2 separate regions of the Homo sapiens genome follow, and region 1 is linked to region 2. A link is an interaction called in ENCODE POLR2A ChIA-PET data of the cell type or tissue named here. Cell type or tissue: Panc1. All regions are shown on one strand. Links, peaks and the distances in the headings refer to the core of each region. The heading gives the core; the rest is flanking DNA.

Region 1 (5,392 bases), core at 242-5,241, 56 kb after region 2:
ACCATTTGAATCTGTAGACTGCTGCCTTCACCATTGTGGATAGGCATCTTTCAATCTATTGAGGGCTTGAATAGAACAAAAAGTGAAGATTCTCCTGCCCTTGGACATCAGAGCTTTCGTTCACGTCTTCAGACTCAAGGACTTGCACCAGGGACACCCAGTCTCATTCTCAGGAATGGAATGAGAATGAGACTAGACTGAATTAATTATAGCACTAGCTTTCCTGGTTTTCCAGCTTGCAGGCAGCATATCGTGGAAATTCCTGGCCTCCATAATTTACATAAGCCAACTCCTACAATAAATCTCCTCTTATATATATCTGTATATATCCTATTGGTTCAGTTTCTCTGGAGAATCTTAATACATACCTTATTTATAAGTGAAATTTCTTCTCTAATTATTTAATATTTTAAAATGTTACACCAATTGCTGTATCTTATGTCATAAAAAATTTATATTCTCATACATATATTATTGGTGTGATTATGAATTATTTCATATTTTCAGGACTGCAGTTTAGTAATATGAATCAAGAATCTTGATAGGTATCATATGTATTAATTCAGCTTCACATCTTGTTTTAAAAATTTATTCTAAGAAAACACCTTGAGATGGAGCAAAGTTTTCCTAAAAATAAAAAATAGCTGTTTTGCTTTTGCAATAATTCAAAAAACTTAAATATTTAATGTTTGGGAATTTGTAAAATTAAATCATCTATGAGTGTGGTGACATGAGACCAGTATAAAAATGTTTGATGAAATTATACAAAATTGCTAAAACAAAAGTTTAACTGAAAAAAAAAGGAAAAACTTTATACATAGTATAGCCTTACTTAAAATCATATATTCATATACTAGGGTATAACAAAAATTAATCAAAAATAAACTTTATATAGCAATCTGAAAATCTATAAATAAAATATAAAGGCCTGAAAATATACAAAAATTTTATAGTTAACATTGAATAGTGGAATTTCTGTTAATTCTGGATTTTGCTCCTCATATTTTCTAAATATTTCTCTAAATTTCATGTAATTAACATCAGCAGTAATTTTAAATTATTTTTATGATTGCAAAGAGCAATGTGTTAGGAAGAAAAAAAACTTTTGCCATTTTTACTGTCTGCCCTCTAATTATTTAAGAAACTATATAACCTTCTATTAGTTTTCAATGCATCTTCAATGCTTAAAATAGTTAAATTCATTATCCCTATCGCTAATGATCACAAATTAATATTTAATATTTATCACTGTCCTGTATATAAGAAATATTTTTTCTCACCAAGATATTAAATTTAAAAATTTAAATATCTTAATTTTACAAATTATTCAATGAGATGAATTGCACATCAATTAAATTGAGATAAAAATCTTCCTATTTATTCCTGAGAGTGAAATAGAAAGTCTTTTGTGTCAAGCAGACAACAAATCAAATTTTAAAATTATCTATTGATTTGAAGCCACTTGAAATATAGAAGGCTATGCCAACTTATTATAGTTGACATGTAAATGTCCATTCATATCTTCTTATATGAAAACTCCTCTTTTCACAAGGAAAAAGGGAGCATGGCCATTATAAGAGTCATAATTGTATTCATGGAAAAATGTTGATTTTCCTAAAGACAGAAAAGTTAAAATGAAACAAAGAAAAGAGAGAGAGAGAGATTTTGGTTTTGCTATAAATAGAAATAATTTAAAAATTTCCTTTTAAGCTGCCTAGGCCAAACTATTAGGCTACCGTTATTATAGTATAATAAAATATCAGAAATGTTTTCTTTGGATAAATATAAATATGTCCCAAAATCTAAAAGGAAGAACCATTTTATGTCTTGACAGCGGTCTGAACATACTTCTTCATGTTCATTCCTTCTCTGTCTTGAAGACAAATTTTACATCAGAATAAAAGGAGAAAAGAAATGACCAGTCTGCATATATGAAGCTGCTTGTGTTACTTGTGACAATATAAAGGCATAAGAGAGATGCTGTCATCTGTAGATGTATAAACTGAATGCTTATGGCCCCTCAAAATTCAAATGTTGAAATCATAATCTCCATTGTGATGGTATCAGAAGGTGGAGGTTTGGTGAGATAATTTAGATCCTGAAGATGAAGCCCTCATGAATACAATTAGTGACCTTGTAAAAGAGACCCCAAAGAGCTCTCTAGCCCTTTTTCTGCCATGTGAGGATACAAGGAGAAGATGGCAGGCTACAACCTAGAAGAGTCCCCTCACCAGAACCCAAACATATTGGTACCCTGATCTCCAGCTTCAGCCTTCAGAGCTATGAGAAATAAATGTGTTGTTTATAAGCCATTTGGTCTATGGTACTTGTTGTAACAACCCAAACTGACTAAGACAGTAGAATAATATTGTTCATAATAAGTTAAACATTTAAGCACATTTTCCTTTATTCACCATATCCTAAGCTATTTATGTCATTCAATTATAGGAATATGGGTTTTCATTTCTTTGGTCTCATAAAACATCAGCACAGAAAATCAGTAATAAAATGGAGTTGGAATGTATCTGAACTCTAGAACATCTGCCTTAATGGAAAACCTGTTTGAAAATGATGATCCATTGAAATAGAAACACCACCTTAATTAAAATCATTGAAAGATGTTGACAGAAGAAATATTTCACAAATATCAGTGTAGTTTTCACATCCCTTTTGAAAAGAAAGCTGTTTCTATATATCATTTGATATTATTAAAAAGTATTGAGCCATTGATATTAGGATGAAAAAGTGTGCTATTTAGTTAAATGTGTAATTTGTATGAGGTTTTGTAACAAAGCCCAAAGATGCATTTGTTCTTCCAGCTTTATGAATTTTCATTTTGATGCCAATGTTTTGCAGTAGAATCATTCCCTTCTGAGAAATTCTAAGCAAGGATCATTGTGTTAGTGATTGATGCCCTTTGAAAAAATTGCAGTGTAAGGCTATCTCTTCAGATATTTTATTTTATTCTAGTCTATTTAGTTTAGTTTCATCAATGTCATACTAAATATTCACATTGTTTTAAAGTCAAGGTGATAAGACAATGGCAATAAAATAGAGGAAAACGCCCTTCTCTATGCCCCAGTTTTATTCCAAGAGACAATCATTTTTAGTGCTTATTTTTATTTTATTTTATTTTATTTTTATTTATTTATTATTATTATACTTTAAGTTTTAGGGTACATGTGCACAATGTGCAGGTTAGTTACATAGGTATACATGTGCCATGCTGGTGCGCTGCACCCACTAACACGTCATCTAGCATTAGGTATATCTCCCAATGCTATCCCTCCCCCCTCACCCCACCCCACAACAGTCCCCAGAGTGTGATGTTCCCCTTCCTGTGTCCATGAGTTCTCATTGTTCAGTTCCCACCTATGAGTGAGAATATGCGGTGTTTGGTTTTTTGTTCTTGTGATAGTTTACTGAGAATGATGATTTCCAGTTTCATCCATGTCCGTACAAAGGACATGAACTCATCATTTTTTATGGCTGCATAGTATTCCATGGTGTATATGTGCCACATTTTCTTAATCCAGTCTATCATTGTTGGACATTTGGGTTGGTTCCAAGTCTTTGCTATTGTGAATAATGCCGCAGTAAACATACGTGTGCATGTGTCTTTATAGCAGCATGATTTATAGTCCTTTGGGTATATACCCAGTAATGGGATGGCTGGGTCAAATGGTATTTCTAGTCCTAGATCCCTGAGGAATCACCACACTGACTTCCACAATGGTTGAACTAGTTTACAGTCCCACCAACAGTGTAAAAGTGTTCCTATTTCTCCACATCCTCTCCAGCACCTGTTGTTTCCTGACTTTTTAATAATTGCCATTCTAACTGGTGTGAGATGGTATCTCATTGGGGTTTTGATTTGCATTTCTCTGATGGCCAGTGATGGTGAGCATTTTTTCATGTGTTTTTTGACTGCATAAATGTCTTCTTTTGAGAAGTGTCTGTTCATGTCCTTTGCCCACTTTTTGATGGGGTTGTTTGTTTTTTTCTTGTAAATTTGTTTGAGTTCATTGTAGATTCTCGATATTAGCCCTTTGTCAGATGAGTAGGTTGCAAAAATTTTCTCCCATTTTGTAGGTTGCCTGTTCACTCTGATGGTAGTTTCTTTTGCTGTGCAGAAGCTCTTTAGTTTAATTAGATCTCATTTGTCAATTTTGGCTTTTGTTGCCATTGCTTTTGGTGTTTTAGACATGAAGTCCTTGCCCATGCCTGTGTCCTGAATGGTAATGCCTAGGTTTTCTTCTAGGGTTTTTATGGTTTTAGGTCTAACATTTAAGTCTTTAATCCATCTTGAATTGATTTTTGTATAAAGTGTAAGGAAGGCATCCAGTTTCAGCTTTCTACACTTTCATCAGTTTCAGCCAGTTTTCCCAGCACCATTTATTAAATAGGGAATCCTTTCTCCATTGCTTGTTTTTGTCAGGTTTGTCAAAGATCAGATGGTTGTAGATGTGTGGTGTTATTTCTGAGGGCTCTGTTCTGTTCCATTGATCTATATCTCTGTTTTGGTACCAGTACCATGCTGTTTTGGTTACTGTAGCCTTGTAGTATAGTTTGAAGTTAGGTAGTGTGATGCCTCCAGCGTTGTTCTTTTGGCTCAGGATTGCCTTGGCGATGCGGGCTCGTTTTTGGTTCCATATGAACTTTAAAGTAGTTTTCTCCAATTCTGTGAAGAAAGTCATTGGTAGCTTGATGGGGATGGCATTGAATCTGTAAATTACCTTGGGCAGTATGGCCATTTTCACGATATTGATTCTTCCTATCCATGAGCATGGAATGTTCTTCCATTTGCTTGTATCCTCTTTTATTTCCTTGAGCAGTGGTTTGTAGTTCTCCTTGAAGAGGTCCTTCACATCCCTTGTAAGTTGGATTCCTAGGTATTTTATTCTCTTTGAAGCAATTGTGAATGGGAGTTCACTCATGATTTGGCTCTCTGTTTGTCTGTTGTTGGTGTATAAGAATGCTTGTGATTTTTGTACATTGATTTTGTATCCTGAGACATTGCTGAAGTTGCTTATCAGCTTAAGGAGATTTTGGGCTGAGATATGGGGTTTTCTAGATATACAATCATGTCATCTGCAAACAGGGACAATTTGACTTCCTCTTTTCCTAATTGAATACCCTTTATTTCCTTCTCCTGCCTAATTGCCCTGGCCAGAACTTCCAACACTATGTTGAATAGGAGTGGTGAGAGAGGGCATCCCTGTCTTGTGCCAGTTTTCAAAGGGAATGCTTCCAGTTTTTGCCCATTCAGTATGATATTGGCTGTGGGTTTGTCATAGATAGCTCTTATTATTTTGAGATACGTCCCATCAATACCTAATTTATTGAGAGTTTTTAGCATGAAAGGTTGTTGAATTTTGTCAAAGGCCTTTTC
Region 2 (5,392 bases), core at 142-5,141:
GCTGAGGATATTTCTAAGCAGAGTGTTGAAGGAGTAACTTGGTTTCTTTTTACAGCTTATAGCGAAATGTGAGAGGAGAGAAATAAATAGAAAGAATTGCTAAGCAAAAATGAACCAGAACTCATACATATAGAAAATTTTCAGTCTATCCATCTTATAAAATATGGAGTGTGTTCTGAAGAGAACACTAAGCATGTGGCTGGATAACCATTTGATAAAATATAATAGATATGACTCACAGATGTGATCAGTCACCTCAGCAGAAGTCAGGGATTATACCAGTGAATACACTGCTAGTTTGAACTAGATAGTACAGAGAAAGCAGGATGGAATAAAGGCTGTTAGACTTCTGAGATTCTATACAATGGAACAATAGAGCTATTTGCCTGTGAACGTGCTTGAGGGATACTTCAAGAAAGGGAGAGAATAGCCCACAAGTCAATTCAGAGATCAGCAGAACTGCCACTCTCATCAAAGGCTCAGAAGACAAGGCTGCTTCATCACCAGTTTCATAGGATGGGATCCCCCTCTCAGTTAAAGCTAGGCAGACAGCTGTGGGGGCAGGGTAGCCCCACCAAGCCAAAGGGATAGGGCCTTCTTGAAGAGCTGTTGATGGGTTGATGTTGCCAACCCAATGGGGCTGAAGGGCAAATCATCAAACCAAAGAAGTTTATTATTTGCCTTTAAGATTAATGCCATTTGCCTTGCTAGGGTTTGGACTTGCTTGGGACATATCACCCCTATCTTCCTCTCAATTTCTCCCTTTTGGAATGGGAATGTTTATTCTATGCCCAACTCACCATTGTATTTTTGAAGCATATAACTTATCTGATTTTACAGGTTCACAGCTGGATAATTTTTGCCACAGGATGAATTATGCCTTGAGTCTCACCCATTGTTTGATTAAAATATTTATATGAGACTTTAACAAAAGAAGATATACAAACAACCAACAAATATATGAAGAAAATCTTAAACATCATTGATTATCATGGAAATGGAAATTAAAACTACAATCAGATATCTCTGTACTCCTGTAAAAATGGCCGTAATTAAAAAGTAAAAAATAATAGGCGTTGGCATGGATGTGGTGAAAAGGGAACACTTTTACACTGCTGGTGGGAATGTAAACTATTATAACCACTATGGAAAATGTATGTAGATTCCTTAAAGAACTAAAAGTAGAACTATATTTCATTGGATTCAGCAATCCCACTACTGAGTATCTACCCAAAGGAAAATAAGTCATTATATGAAAAAGGCACATGCACACGCATGTTTATAGCAGCACAATTTGCAATTGCGAAGATATGGAACCAACCTAGTGTCCATCAACCAATGAATGTATAAAGAAAATGTGGCATATATACACCTTGGAGTAACCACTCTGCTATAAAAAGGAATAAAATAATGTCTTTTGAAGCAACTTGGATGGAGCTGGAGGCCATTATTCTAAGTGAAGTAATTCAGGAATGAAAATTAAATATTGTATGTTCTCACTTATAACTGGGAGCTAAGCTATGAGGATGCAAAGGCATAAGAATGATGTAATGAACTTTAGGAACATGGGGGAAGTTTGGGAGGGGAGTGAGGGACAAAAGATTACATATTGGGTGGATTGTATACTGCCCAGGTGACGGGTGCACCAAAATCTTGGAAATTACCACTAAAGAACTTATCCGTGAAACCAAAAACCACCTGTACCCCTAAAACTAGTGAAATAAAAATAAATAAAAAATAAGAATATTTACATAAGACTTTGGACTTAAGAGTTGATGCCAGGTTGGGTTAAAACTTTTGAGACTTTTGGGATGTATCTTGCATTTTAAAAGAGCATGAATTTTTTGGTGGAGGCAGTGACAGAATTGTGTCCCTCCAAAATTCACATATTAAAGCCTTAATCCTCAACGTGACTATATTTGAGATAGGGTCCTTATGAAGTCATTAAGGTTAAGTGAGATCATGAAGCTGGGTCTCTAATCACGGAGGATTGGTCACTTCATGTGAAAAGGGAGAAGGAGAGAGAGAGAGGTTTCAGAAAGAAAAGGTTATGTGAGCATACTGTGAAATAGTAGCTGCCTTCAAGCCAAGAGGACAGGCCTCAGACTGAAACCTATCTCACTGGTACCTTGATCTTGGACTTCCGGCCTCCACAAACTGTGACAAAATAAACTTTTATTGTTTACATTAGCCTGTTTATGGTATTTTGTTATGGCAGCCTGAATAGGATACCACTTAATATATAGTCATCTGTAGCCTAACATATTTTTATTGCAGTTTTATTTGTATTTTATATTGGATAAGTAATTGCTAGAACCTATTATAGGACAAATGCTTTACCTATGCCCTCTAAGTGTTTGTTCTGCTGCTTTCATTACTCATTCTTGGTATTTTTCTGCCTCTTTAATCATTCTGCCTCAGGCAAAGTACAGTAATTTTTCTGACTTGTAAATTTAGGAAAAATAAACTGGGCATGCTCAATTCAGCTTCTACCTTTTTCTATTTGGGAACAAACTGCTTGTAAGAGTACTTGCTCTTTACTCCACTTTGCTGTCAGTCAGATCTGGACAGGTTCCTGTGCCCTACAGAGTGGTGGGACTTGCCCCAATCTAGTATGCTGAAGCTGGGATAGCTGCCTGTTTATAGGGTTCAGTTAGCAGGACATTGAATCTAACATTGTCTTAGAGCCTCCAACATAGTCTATTTCAATAATAAAGACCTGTCACAGGTGATTAAACTGCTATTCAATATCTGAAATTTAAAAAAGAAAATTTAAATATATTGCTTGGTATAGTAAGAAAAGATATATTAGCCAGGCACAGCTCCACGGCAGAGCAGAGTACTGATGTTACAAGTGTTTGGGGTGGCATGAAGTTCTAATCCACTAGGATTAGTGGATTTTGAAAAGCTTATAGGTTTGATGCCATTTTTAGGAGGGGTTACTCAGGTGAGACTGTTGTGGATAGGTTGACACTCACAGATGTATATTTGTAGAGGGTGCTTTCCTGACTGGCTGACTTTCGGAAGGGAGTGTCTAATACTGACTGGTTGGTTGCAAAACCTAGTTCATTAATATGAATATTCACTGAAATATCAAAATGGTGTAAAACTTTTGATGAAACTGTTCTGATGGCTGTTTGTTAGCATGGCTACAGAACAGTCTTTTTTTTTTTTTTTTTTAACCTGTGAGAACTTTTTAAAAAAATTAACCTGGTAACATTTTAATCTTTCTGCTACTTTTATTCGTTCTTATATTTTTAAGTTTGTTCAGAACTTAGTCCAGAAAAAAAGCATGTTATTTATTGGGCTCCCATAAACCACTAGCAAACCCCATTAATGCATTTTAAATGTTTTCCAAGTCACAAAATGGTGAAGGCCAAAGAAAAGTTTAGTACTATGGTTATAAAAAGAATTTTTGCTAAACCAAGTGTCTTTTGAAAACAGACTTTTAGATGGAAATTGATCTAGGCTTTTTCTGCTCTTTGTAATTTCCCACAGCTTTTTCTTGGTCTCTTGATGATGCTTTCCATCTTTTCTTCTTACTCCATCAGCCTGAGCAAAGTTAAATTGTGTCCATAGCTTTCTCAAGGTTTAATTTTTTTCTCCCTCTTTCATATTCTTTTTATTTTGCTTGTGGCAAAATCATTTTCTTCATCGGGAATATAGATGTTTTTTACAAAAAATAATCTTACAGTTTGCTTTGTTGCCTAGAAGCATCAATGTTTTTCTTCCTTCTTTTTGATTCCTTTCATTGTTTTAACTCAGTATTCAGTTTTCTTCCAGTTTTTTTGTTGTTGTTTTTACTTTTATAGCCAAAAATGTTTGCTTATATAACAAGTTTGAGAGCCTTAGTTCCAAATCCAGCATTTCAGTGACTCCTCATTTCTCAGCTTATGATGTGTATCCTTTTTATATTTTCAAGCTCATTCTCACTTTTATACTCCTCATACCCAATATTGGAGACACAGTTTTTAATTTACAGTTTCTCCCACCTGGAAATTGCCAAACACTCACCCAGGAGCCATTGGTGTTGCTTATTTCATCATGTAAGTGCCATCTCATACTTCTAAAATCAACTCAAGACTCACTACCACCTTCTGTGTTTCTTGAGGCTTCCCTAATCCTTAATCCCTATCTCCAAGTAATAAAGTGAAACTGTACAGTAATTAAAACATAGACTCTGGCTTTGTCACATGAGATCTATATGACCCTTGGGATAATTGCTTAACATCTCTGTGCCTCAGTTTCCTAAGTGTTTCACCAGGAATATATCCTAAGAGTATCTTCCTTATAGGGTTGCTACAAGGATTATTTGCATAAGTATAAATCTAGGACAGTGCATAGGTCAGAATAAGTGCTTGACAAATGTTAAGCATTTGTTTAAAATGTTCCCACAGAAAGCTGCACATAATTTATTGCAATTTCTACATTTTGGTATATTTAAAACATGCATTGTTGATGTTTCTCAATGTCTATCTCCTTAAGTGTTAATCTCCTTGGATGTCAGAGAACTTGTTATATTTTTGTATCATCTGCACCAATAACATAGCTTCACATGTAGATAGGTTCAGGGCAAGTTTATGGATATGATAAATACATAAATATAAATTAAATCAATTTTAATATGTATTGTAATTCAAACCAATGCAATTCAATAAGTAATTTTGAATGTCTGTTCATACAAGACCCTTAGACCCTAGGCTAAGGTCAAAAATGAAAAATTTATGTACCTACTTTTAGGAAACTCACAATTTAGTGGATAAAACAGATATATAATTATTAAAAATATGAAGGTGAATGTTTGGTGCTTTTAGTATAGAAACCTAGATACATGTAGAGGAAGAGAATGGGTTTATAAGATAATAAAAAACATGGAGAAATTGACATTTCTCTGGGAAACTGGAAAATAAGCCTTTCTGTAACTGTTGTTAGAGACTTTACTGGGCACAAGGAAGCTGGTAATTCCAGGGTAAAAGTAAAATGTAAGTAAATACATGGATGCATTAAATTATATATTATGTGCCAGCAGTGCCAAATTAACTCTGCAATGGGTGTATCAGCATACCCACTGACCACAAGATCCAAAGAAAATCATAATCATATAAATAAAAGCAAATATATGGGGTGAGGAGGTGCTATTTTGACCCACATTACATTAGAAATACTAAGACAACATTAACTGACGATAATTTGTGAATAATTAAAAACAAAACAAAAACAGATGTCTGTATTCTTTTTTTTTTTTTTTCCTGAGATAGAGTTTCGCTCTTGCTGCCCGGGCTGGAGTGCAATGGCGCGATCTCAGCTCATCATTGCAACCTCTGCCTCCCAGTTTCAACCAATTCTCCTACCTCAGTCTCCTGAGTAGCTGGGATTACAGGCGTGCACCATC

Evidence for each region. ChIA-PET counts read pairs that join two places held together with the same protein. Peaks named below come from ENCODE experiments on the same cell type or tissue, not always from the same donor. Only the 100,000 strongest peaks of a DNase experiment are listed, where the experiment ranks them.
Region 1: POLR2A ChIA-PET joins it to region 2 with 5 read pairs; 3 of 35 experiments call an interaction of 5 or more read pairs at or near these places.

Annotation. Positions count from the first base shown.
Region 1 is chr12:87,102,191-87,107,582 of GRCh38, reverse strand. The region is part of intron 1 of LOC105369878 (a long non-coding RNA gene); the gene reads left to right. Among named protein-coding and RNA genes, the nearest start is that of MIR3059, 360 kb to the right of the region's middle. In Panc1, for the core only: no CTCF peak of the experiment used is centred there; no DNase peak of the experiment used is centred there.
Region 2 is chr12:87,158,199-87,163,590 of GRCh38, reverse strand. All of the region lies in intron 1 of LOC105369878 (a long non-coding RNA gene), which reads left to right. Among named protein-coding and RNA genes, the nearest start is that of MIR3059, 420 kb to the right of the region's middle. In Panc1, for the core only: no CTCF peak of the experiment used is centred there; no DNase peak of the experiment used is centred there; H3K27ac peaks cover 1,048 bases.